Regions from separate parts of the Homo sapiens genome. Here region 1 is linked to region 2. A link is an interaction called in ENCODE POLR2A ChIA-PET data of the cell type or tissue named here. Cell type or tissue: MCF 10A. All regions are shown on one strand. Links, peaks and the distances in the headings refer to the core of each region. The heading gives the core; the rest is flanking DNA. Region 1 overlaps TRERF1 (transcriptional regulating factor 1). Region 2 has its middle 19 kb from the start of TRERF1.

The links. ChIA-PET counts read pairs that join two places held together with the same protein. Peaks named below come from ENCODE experiments on the same cell type or tissue, not always from the same donor. Only the 100,000 strongest peaks of a DNase experiment are listed, where the experiment ranks them.
Region 1: POLR2A ChIA-PET joins it to region 2 with 6 read pairs; 5 of 35 experiments call an interaction of 5 or more read pairs at or near these places.

What each region holds. Positions count from the first base shown.
Region 1 is chr6:42,355,202-42,360,585 of GRCh38, reverse strand. All of the region lies in intron 3 of TRERF1 (transcriptional regulating factor 1), which reads left to right. Among named protein-coding and RNA genes, the nearest start is that of TRERF1, 94 kb to the left of the region's middle. In MCF 10A, for the core only: no CTCF peak of the experiment used is centred there; a DNase peak (open chromatin) is centred at 2,775.
Region 2 is chr6:42,468,572-42,473,955 of GRCh38, reverse strand. No RefSeq gene overlaps it. Among named protein-coding and RNA genes, the nearest start is that of TRERF1, 19 kb to the right of the region's middle. In MCF 10A, for the core only: no CTCF peak of the experiment used is centred there; no DNase peak of the experiment used is centred there.

The DNA.
Region 1 (5,384 bases), core at 59-5,058, 110 kb after region 2:
TAGAATAATACCTTACTAACTTGGACCAGTCATTGGGGATAATAGTGAGAGGACACTCAACCTTAACTAGTAAAAGTTTGAATCTTCAAGTGTTTTAATGTGGTATAGTGTCAGGCAGGATCTTCCCAAACACATCCTGTTGGAAGCAGTTAGCATCTGTTTTTCAGTATGTCTTAAAACGTACGACCTTCTAGTAGGTTAAATATATCTTCTGAAATCCCGTTTAATTTCTAATTTGCTTATTCAACCTTTTAATAGCCAGAGTAAACACTGAACTCAAATTCTGGGTTGGTGAAGATTAAATTACAGTAATGAGGTTCCTCATTTATAAGCTCATCTATAAAATGGAAATAAGAATAGCACCTACTTTATAGGTTTGCTGTAAGGATTAACTGAGGTGATCTGAGTCAAGCGCTTAGCCCAGTGGATAGCCCAATAAATGTTACCTTTATTAGTGTCATATATTGCCAAATATTGTCACCTTTATGTTTTTATGTGCATGTTTAACTAGAAAATTAATTCTCTTCGTAACAAATATATTATCTGCTGCTGATTAGTTCTGTTAGAGAGGAGGTAAATAAAGGTATTAAAATATTTAGTGTTTATGGATTCTTTTTTTACCGAAGTTTTTTTTTTCTGTTAGAATTCATTTTGGGGGAAGCCTAAATACAGATAAGTTTAAGGAGCATACAACTGAAAATAGATAGAACCTCTAGAATATAGGGATTTTAAAATTTTATGGCAATATGTTCTTATATTCTTAGTTGAAAAATCTCTTAAATAGTTGATGGCCTGTCATGACCTCATGACCTATCCCAGCTGATTTTTGGGGTTTTTTTTGTTGGTTTTTTGGGTGTTTTTTTGAGACGGAGTCTCGCTCTGTCACCAGGCTAGAGTGTTGTGGTGCGATCTCGGCTCACTGCAACCTCCGCCTCCCAGGTTCAAGTGATTCTCCTGCCTGAGCCTCCCGAGTAGCAGGGACTGCAGGCGCACGCCACCGCGCCCAGCTAATTTTTGTATTTTTAGTAGAGATGGGGTTTCACCATGTTGGCCAGGATGGTCTCAATCTCCTGACCTCATAATTCACCCACCTCAGCCTCCCAAAGTGCTGGGATTATAGGCGTGAGCCACTGCACCTAGCGATTTTTTTCCTTATTCTCAGTCTGGAGGCTCTGGAGGGATGAGTGACCCCCGCTTGCCTTTGGTTTCCTGAACCAGCTACACAGTCAGACTGTCCTGGGAGGATGGATGGATTTTCGGATCACTGGGATTGAGTGAGATACTGCAGTACTGAGAAACTAGTCTTGGGCATCCACTTCAGTAGAATTTCAGCTGACAATATGATGAATCATTCCAGAAAGCCTCTGGTGCCACAGGGCTGACCTCTCAGAATCCCAGGAGGGTCAAGCATCTTGATTTGGGGTTCCCAGATTAACGGTGCGGAGAGCACTGGTTGGCACAGGGCCTCCAAAAGCTTTACCACCTGTTCCAGAACCAGGAGGAGGAGGCTTTGACGATGGAGGGGTGAGCATGTAGGGTGCAGCAGGAGAACAGTGTTCCATAGTGGCCAGGAGCTTTGAAGACTACATTCTTCATCCCCACTCCCTGAGTGTTGACTAAAGTTAGACTTCCGTCTTCTGTAGGTTGTTAGTTGCACTTGGGGCTTGCCACCATTTTGATACCTAGATGAGCACTGGTTGACTCCAAATTCCTTGGCTCAGAGAGTGCTGTAAACTAGTGGTTCTCAAATGAAGATTGCCTGGACCCAGAAAGCACTAGGAGAAAAAAAAAAAAAAAAAAAAGCTTTAGGTCATTGACCTAGGGCTCCCAGTCTTTTTTATTTTGCCAAGTTAGGACATTTTAAAAACTCTTAACACTCATCACAAAGCTTTTATGAAAAAACCATCTTGATGCCAAAGTAGTAGGAAAAGATAATATAAGAACAAAACAAAAATCTTTAAATAGAAAACACTCAGCTTTAGGAATAATTTACTACATTGTTCTTATTTTTCTGACATCACCTGTGAAAACTCCACCAAGGGAGGGTGGGCACTGCCCCGCATTTGCCCTCCAGGTGTCAGGTGCCCACCTGGTGATGTGGAGTTAGCTGCTGAATGTGCAACTGTAGGGAAATACACCCTACTTTTTGAAGCCTCACTTGGAGCCTAAGAGTTCTCTAGAGTCATATCTTGATTGGATTTATAAGTTAAAGTTGGGGGAAAATCCATTTTAATACAAGTTTTGATAAACCCAATTTATTTTATAAGGAAGGAGCCGTTTACCCTGCAGTCATTAACTTAGAATTGTTAGTTTAATTTTCCACCAGCAGGAAGAAAATCTTGCAATACCTAAGTAGTTCAAATTAGAAAGTGTGTCAACAGTTTTTCCTTTTCCACTATTTAACCCTAAAAATGATAAATGTCTTCAATTTGATCTGACTTTCAGTTGTATGGTATGCCTCTGTAGGTGGGAAAGGGTGTGTGTGCCAACCCCACCCCCAACCCCCCACATATGCAGAAAACTTGGTTTGATCCCAGGAGCCCCAGAAAGGAAGGGGTGCTTGTGAGAAATGTTGCCGGTAAGTGCTAGTATTAATACTTGTAGCAGTCACTTGCTGGTGTTAGTACTTGTAGCAAAAGTTGCATCTCAGAACTGCCAAAATAGTGTGACTTTTTAAGACGCCTTTTGGAGTCATTAAAAATCCCCAAACATACACCCAACCACCCCTGCCATCCAGAAGCTTAACTAAACATTACTCATTCTGCTTTCATTACACGTCTGCCTGGCTTTGCCACAAACACACTTTGCCTTCCAGTCAGGATTAAGCTTCTGTGTTAGGCCATGACTGGTGTGAAAGTAACCCCTCTGTCCTTGTTGACTGGGACAGAAAGACTGCTCGCTCGCCCGTGTGAAATTGTGAATGGAATCATGGAATCCTGGAGCCAAAGCAAGTTGGTTGCCTTCCTGCAGGACTATCCTAATGCTCATCACCTTGACTGGCAAAAGGTGTCCTAATTCTAACGTTTCATGGGTCTCCTGTAAACAAGGACGTGATCTCAGATGTGGCTTTCTCAATAAAAAGAAGACCATTCTGTGGCACACTAACACCTACAGTTATTGTCTGTTAACCGCATTCTTAGGCAAAGCGTTACCGTTTGAGTCCTTCTAGTAGCCTCATCTGTGCTCGTATGCTTATATGGCACAGTTCTTGCATGTTCTAGCAGACACTGGATTTTTTTTTTTTTTTTTTTTTTTTTGAGACAGAGTCTTACTCTTTTGCCCAGGCTGGAGTGCAGTGGTGCAGTCTTGGCTCACTCCAACCTCTGCCTCCTGGGATCAAGCGATTCTCCTGCCTCAGCCTCCTGAGTAGCTGGGATTACAGGCACGCACCACCATGCCTGGCTAATTTTTGTATTTTTAGTGGAAACAGGGTTTCACCATGTTGGTCAGGCTGGTCTCGAACTCCTGACCTCGTGGTCCATCTGCCTCGGCCTCCCAAAATGCTGGGATTACAGGCGTGAGTCACCGCACCCAGCCAACATTGGGTCTTAATTTGTTCAGACCCCTTACCACTGGTTTCTCTCAAGGCATATCTTGCTCCACGGCAGACGACATTGTGCTTTTTGACAGACATTACCACAACATTCTTGTCTTAGCTCAGGCTGCCATAACAAAATACCATAAAGTGGGTTGCTTAAACAATAGAAATTTATGGGCCGGGCGCAATGGCTCACACCTGTAATCCCAGCACTTTGGGAGGCTGAGGTGAGTGGATCACGAGGTCAGGAGTTTGAGACCAGCCTGGCCAACATGGCAAAACCACGTCTCTAAAAATACAGAAAAATTAGCCAGGTGTGGTGGCAGGCACCTGTAATCCCAGCTACTCGGGAGGCTGAGGCAAGAGAATCGCTTGAACCCGGGAGATGAAGGCTGCAGTGAGCCGAGACTGTGCCACTGCACTCCAGCCTGGGCAACAAGAGCAAGACTCCATCTTAAAAATAAATAAATAAATAAAAATTATTTTTCACAGCTCTGGAGGCTGGGAAGTCCAAGATCAAGGTGCTCAGCAAGGTAAGTTTTATTCTGAGGCCTCTTCTCTTGGCTTGTGAGTGAGAGCCATCTTGCTGTGTGCTCACCTGATCTCTTCCTTGTGCACTCAGAGACAGGAATCTCCTCTTCCTCTTCTTATAAGATCACCCATCCCATCGTGGGAGCTTCACTCTCTTCACCTTACCTAAACTTAATTATCTCTCAAAGACCTCATCTCCGAATGGCATCCCATTGGGGTTTAGGGCTTCAACATAGGAATTTGGGGGAAGAGAAACATTCAGTCCGAAACAACTCTTGAGTCTTTATTTGTGGTGCCTGTGAAGTGCTTATAGGGTCACTGGTCCAGGGGCCCTGCAGTACAGAAAGCCTTAGAGCGACAAGTGTTCCTTGTTGTGGAAGAGGGGAAGCATCCTAGGCTGCAGATGGCACAATAAAATGGGAAGTTGGAAGACCTTTACCACAGAGCTGGAGGTGACCTGGGGCTAGACAGAGGTTCTCCTTGTCTCTCCAGGTCTCAGCTTTCCTAGTTCCGAATGTCAGTGGTAAAGTTGTGGTTGCCAACTTGGTCAGCCTCAATGAAATTTGAATGGTTCAACACATCCAATATTCCATGATCACCTTCTATAACCTTCATGTGCCTCTTAAAAGGAGGCTCTTGGAACCAAAGCCTGGGAAAATGTGTTTTTTTCTGAACACTTTATCATCTTGGGCATTTACTCCCTTTTCATGGGGGAAAGAATGGCCATAAATTATAATAGAGCTGTTCCATTTGAGATCAGTATCTTACATGTCATTCTAAATGTATACTAACATGGTAATGTCCACGTGGACACACACACACTCATACACCCCTGTGCCAGGTGGAATATTTTAAGATATAAAAAGGCCTTTGAAAATCCTTTTAAACTCTCAAGGAACAGATAATTCCTATGTTATATAAACTGTTGCGGGATTGAGAAAAAAGATGGAAAACTTCCAGATCCTTCTTTCAAGCAAGCAAGGCCCTGATATCAAAACAGGCAAGTCCCCAGAGGGAGGATCTATACCAGTCTCACTTAGGAATGTAAAAGTTTTAAATAAAATTCTAGCGAGTAGATTTCAACAATAGAGTATGTGAATGTTCTACCATAACCAAATAGATTATATTCCTGGAATGCAGGAATAGCTTCATATACATATATTTTCCTATGGTTCATATAAGTTGTTCAAATAAAGATATGTAATAACCTCATTAATTCCAAAAGTGTATTCAATCAGTTTTTAAGTTTTTATATACCACTTTAAGAGGAATATATAAAGTGACCAATCTTTAATATTATAAGGAATATCAGGTT
Region 2 (5,384 bases), core at 326-5,325:
AGCTGTGGTCTCCACTTTTGCCCTTAAGATGGGAAAGTTATGTGTGGGTTATTGGTCTTCTAGTTTCTCTGCTCAAAACCATACTTACCCTAAAGGAGTATCTCTTCCTTTCTTTTATGTTTGGGTTGTTAATATTTTTCTGTGTTAAAAAAAAAAATGCTCACGTCTGTATTCCCAGCACTTTGGGAGGCCGAGGCGGGCGGATCACCAGGTCAGGAGATCGAGACCATCCTGGCTAACATGGTGAAACCCCGTCTCTACTAAAAATACAAAAAATTAGCTGGGCATGGTGGTGGGCACCTGTAGTCCCAGCTACTCGGGAGGCTGAGGCAGGAGAATGGCATGAACCTGGGAGGCGGAGGTTGCAGTAAGCTGAGATCGCGCCACTGCACTCCAGCCTGGGCAACGGAGGAAGACGCCATCTCAAACTCCTGACCTCGTGATTCGCCCGGAGGAAGACGCCATCTCAAACTCCTGACCTCGTGATTCGCCCGCCTCCCAAAGTGCTGAGATTACAGGCGTGAGCTACCACACCCGGCCCGACGCCATCTCAAAAAAAAAAAAAAAAAAAAAAAAGGCTCAGAGACTTCTACTTCTGGATAAGATGGAATAACAGCTACTGGATTTACCCTTCTGCCTTAAAATGCTAACAAAATAGATAAAAACATATGAAAAAGTAGGGGCAGAGGTAGGAGGGAGGTACAGAGGGGGCTGGATGGAGGAATTACAGAGGGGCATGGGGAAACTTTTGAGGGTGATGGAGGAAATTTTGGGGTTGACAGATATATTCATTATCTTGGTGGTGGTGGTACTTTTGCAGGTATATACTTATTTCAAAGCTCATCAATATGGGCAGTTTATTATACCTCAATGAAACGATTTAAAAAGTACTAGAGGGAAAAAATAATACCTTGGAAGCGAATAGCACAGATACCATTTAAAAAATATTCTCGTGCTAATCATTGAATATTTTTTTCCTTTTAGCAGATTTTTAAAGTCACTGTTAAGCAGAGGTGAATATACAGTGGGAAATACTCCACTGTTATTTAATGGGATAATTTACCCTCCTTGTATCACATGTGTTAATACTGTTAAGCACAGGTAGATATTCTGTGACACCAACGAAGTTTAACCTTCTGGACCTTCGCAGAGTTCTTTCCAAAGTCCTGTGCCTAACTTTTTATTTCTAGTTATGTTTCCTTTTTTTTTTTTTTTTTTTAAGAAGCCCGAAATTGTGTAAGATTCAAGCTCCACAAAACCTGGATCCAATCCTTGTGTTAAGTGAGCTAAAGAAGTGTTACGTGAGCAAATTGTTCCCATTGCTCATGGATGTTCATTTCCTGCCTCCTTCAACAGCAATCCAGAATTGAGCAGGCAATGTAGTGGAGGAGAGCTTTGCCTTAGGTGCTCTCTGTGGCCAAGCCTTGTGGAATTTCAGTTCCAACACCTCCAGAGAAGGGGCATTGAAAAGGTCATGGAAGTGTGATTTGTTTTTACTACATTTGGGCCACATTTCATACTGTTTCTGAGTAAGACACCGTTGTTCTTGTAAAATGTATCCTTGTTCTTCCTCTCTTCCAACTCAGATCCCACCAGCACCTCAGTTGCCTTCTCAGATCCACCCAGCGCAGAGTAAAATATTCCTCCCCAAAACCCAGAGCATTTAAATTGTGTACCATTCTTGAAGCTATTAGGAGTTTAGGCTCCATTACCTATAAGCATGAGACCTTGGGTAAGTGACAACCTTTCTGAGCCTAGAGTTCTCCAACACTAATTCATTTGCCACACTGATCATGTGTTAATTTTATAAAGTGCTTTCTGATGGCAATAATAATCCCAACTGATGTCACAGAGTTAATGTGAAGCTTAAACAAGACAATATAGGTAAACACCTTTTGTAAACTACAAAAGGCTGTAAAATACTGGCAGACATGACATTTCAAATATTTAATGACCAGTAGACACTGGCCTTGACCGATCCAAATAGTCTTCAACCACAGTACTGTTGCAGGGTCCAGGAAGCTCCCTGCCCAGCCAGGCGTTAACTCTTTAGTTCCTGGATTAAGGAAAGTTTGGGATTCTCCAAAGAAAAAGCTGAGATAGTGGGGGCCTAGTGGAGACAGAACCAAGGGGCTACGGCCACAGCTATCAAAAAATGTTTTAGTAACTGGATAAGTAATATGGCTCTAACTTGCATACCACTATATTATAGTATTGCTTAGAAAAAGAAAATAATAATACTCTTTTACTTGCTAAAAAGCAATAGAATTCAACATCAACTTTTACTTACATATGCAGTGCACGCACTTTCAAAAGTAGGCATACATAGTGCATACTTTTTCAAAAAGTATATCCAATTATCGACAACTTTCTTTCTTCTTCCACTGGTCTGTAATATTAAACCTGAAAAACCTGCTAATAAATTCTAATTTTTTTTAAGTGAAGACAAGTTTATTAAGAAAGTAAAGGAATAAAGAATGGTTACTCCATAGGATAAGCACAACGTGGGCTGCTAGACTGAGGATATTCACAGTAATTTCTTGATTATATGCTAAACAAGGGGTGAATTATTCATGAGTTTTCCAGGAAACGGGTGGGCACTTCCCAGAACTGAAGTTTCCTCCCTTTTTTAGAGCATACAGAGTAAGTTCCTGATGTTGCCATGGCATTTGTAAACTCTCATGGCGCTGGTAGGAGTGTCTCTTAGCATGCTAATGCATTATAGTTAGTGTACAATGAACACTGAGGATGACCAGAGGTCACTTTCATTGCCATCTTGGTTTTGGTGAGTTGGGCTGGCTTCTTTACTGCAAACTGTTTTATCAGCAACGTCTTTATTACCTGTATCTTGTGCCTACCTCCTATCTCATCCTGTGACTTAGAATGCCTAACCTCCTGGGAATGCAGCCCAGTAGGTCTCAGCCCTGTTTTACCCAGCCTCTATACAAGATGGAATCGCTCTGGTTTAAACGCTTCTGACAATTCCCCCCTCCCTTTTACAAGGGAACCCTTAATCCTAAGGGTTGTAGAAGGACAAAGTTCCATCTTCTGTAACTTCTTCAGGCTGAATTAGGGGCAATTATATTCCTGCCTAACTATTAGGGTCTCTTGTATTCAGTAGAGAGAAGCTCAGTCAGAAAGCATCGATATGGCAAGGGCCCTTCATAACTCTTGAGTTCTGACAAAAGGTGATATCTAGAAGATTAATAAGTGTTCAATTTAAGAATATATTCAGTAAGCTTACCCTGCATTCCTACACAAAGAGTGCAACACCAATATATTCCATAATAGTAAGGCAAAATAAGCAAAATTATCCCAAATAAACTAAATTAGAAGGCTTTCCATGAACAGGATGACTGTTGGAAGCAAGCTGATGTGGGGTTGCTAGCTGATTCCAATATGTGTCCAGAATTAAAATATTGACTGAGAATAAATCCTAATTTTTGAGGCCTCCTAATTTTTACCCTAAAAATGTCCAGAATACAACCCCAAATTACTTAGCATTCAAAGGAAAATCTCAACTAACAAGTAAAAAGGAATCAACAGACATCAACCTGAAAAAATACAAATGTTGTAATTTTGAGACAGACTTTTAAACAGCTATTATAACCACACTCAAAGAAGTACAAATGAACACTCTTGAAACAAATGGAAAGATAGAAAATCTCATCAAAGAAATAGAAGATATAAAGAAGATATAAATAATATTTTTTTTTTTGAGATGGAGTCTCACCCTGTCACCCAGGCTGGAGTGCAGTGGTGCAATCTCAGCTCACTGCAACCTCTGCCTCCCAGGTTCAAGTGATTCTCCTGCCTCAGCTTCCTGAGTAGCTGGGACTACAGGCACGTGCCACCATGCCCAGCTAATTTTTTTTTGTATATATATTTTAAGTAGAGACAGAGTTTCACCATATTGGCCAGGCTGGTCTCAAACTCCTGACCTTGTGATCCACCTGCCTTGGCCTCCCAAACTGCTGGGATTACAGGCATGAGCCCCCACACCCAGCCTAATTTTCTAAATGAAAAATATAATAACGAAAATTAAAATGCAGTGGAAGAGTTCAGTAGGAAAGAGTTCAGAGATGACTGAAGAAAGAGTTCATGACCTTGAAGAAGGGTCAATAGAAATTACTCAATGGGAGAAAAAAATTGTTTTAATGAAAAGAGCCTAAGGGATTCATGGGACCACACCTAAATGTCTAACAGAAGATATTCAAATAATCCAAGAGAAATTAGGAAAGGGGAAATAGAGAAACAAATACCAGGAAACAAATAGTAAAAATGGTAAATACAAGTTCAAATATGCCAAAAATTACATTAAATGCCAATGGTTTAAACAAACCAATTAAAAAACAGGGATTGTCCAAAAAATTTTTAAAATAAAGACCCAAAGATATGCTGTGTACAAGAAACCAGTTTTAAATATAATATCATATGTAACTTAGAAGTAAAAGAATGTAAAAAGATATACAATGCCAACAAAAGTTGGAATGGCTCTGTTAACATTAAGAAAAGTAAACTTTAAAGCAAGAAAAATGAACAGGAATAAAAAGAGACATTACATAATAGAAAATAAGTCAATTTCTCAAGAAGACCTAATAATCCTAAATGTATATGCACTAAACCACTGAGCTTTAAGATACATGAAGCAAAAACTGATAGGCAAATCCATGATTATAGTTGGAGATTTCAATACTCTTCTCTCATTAGTAAATGAAACTAGACAGAAAATCAGCAAGAATATAGAAAAGATGAACACCACCACCAAACAGCTGAATCTAATGTACATTTGTAAAATACTCCACAAAATACACTCCAAAATACACTCCTATGTGTATTTTGAATACACATAGAAACTTCACCAAGACAGACTATATCCTGGGCCATAGAACAAAATTTAAAAGAATTGAAATTATATAAAGTATGTTCTCCAGTCATAATGGAGTTGAAGTAGAAATCAATAACAGAAAGATAACTGATAGATCACCACACCCTTGGAAATTAAACAACACATATCTCAGTAACCTATGGGTCAAAGAAAAAGTCCCAAGGGATATTAGAAAATATGTTTGAGCAACACTCATATAGAAATTTGTGGGATGAGGTTAAAGCAGTGCTGTTTTGGTTTGGATGTTGGAGCTTAAACCCCAAGGTGATGGTATGGAGACGTGGGGCCTTTGGGAGGTGATTAAGCTAAGAGGATGGGACTAGTGCCCTTATAAAAGGGATTGAAGAAGTGAGTTCATCTCCTTTTAGCCTTTTTTGCTTTCCTCCATGAGGACACTGCAAGAAGGTGCCATCTTGGGAGCAGAGAGCAAACCCTTACCAAACACCAAAGCTGCTGGTGCCCTGATCTTGGACTTCCCAGCCTCTAGAACTGTGAG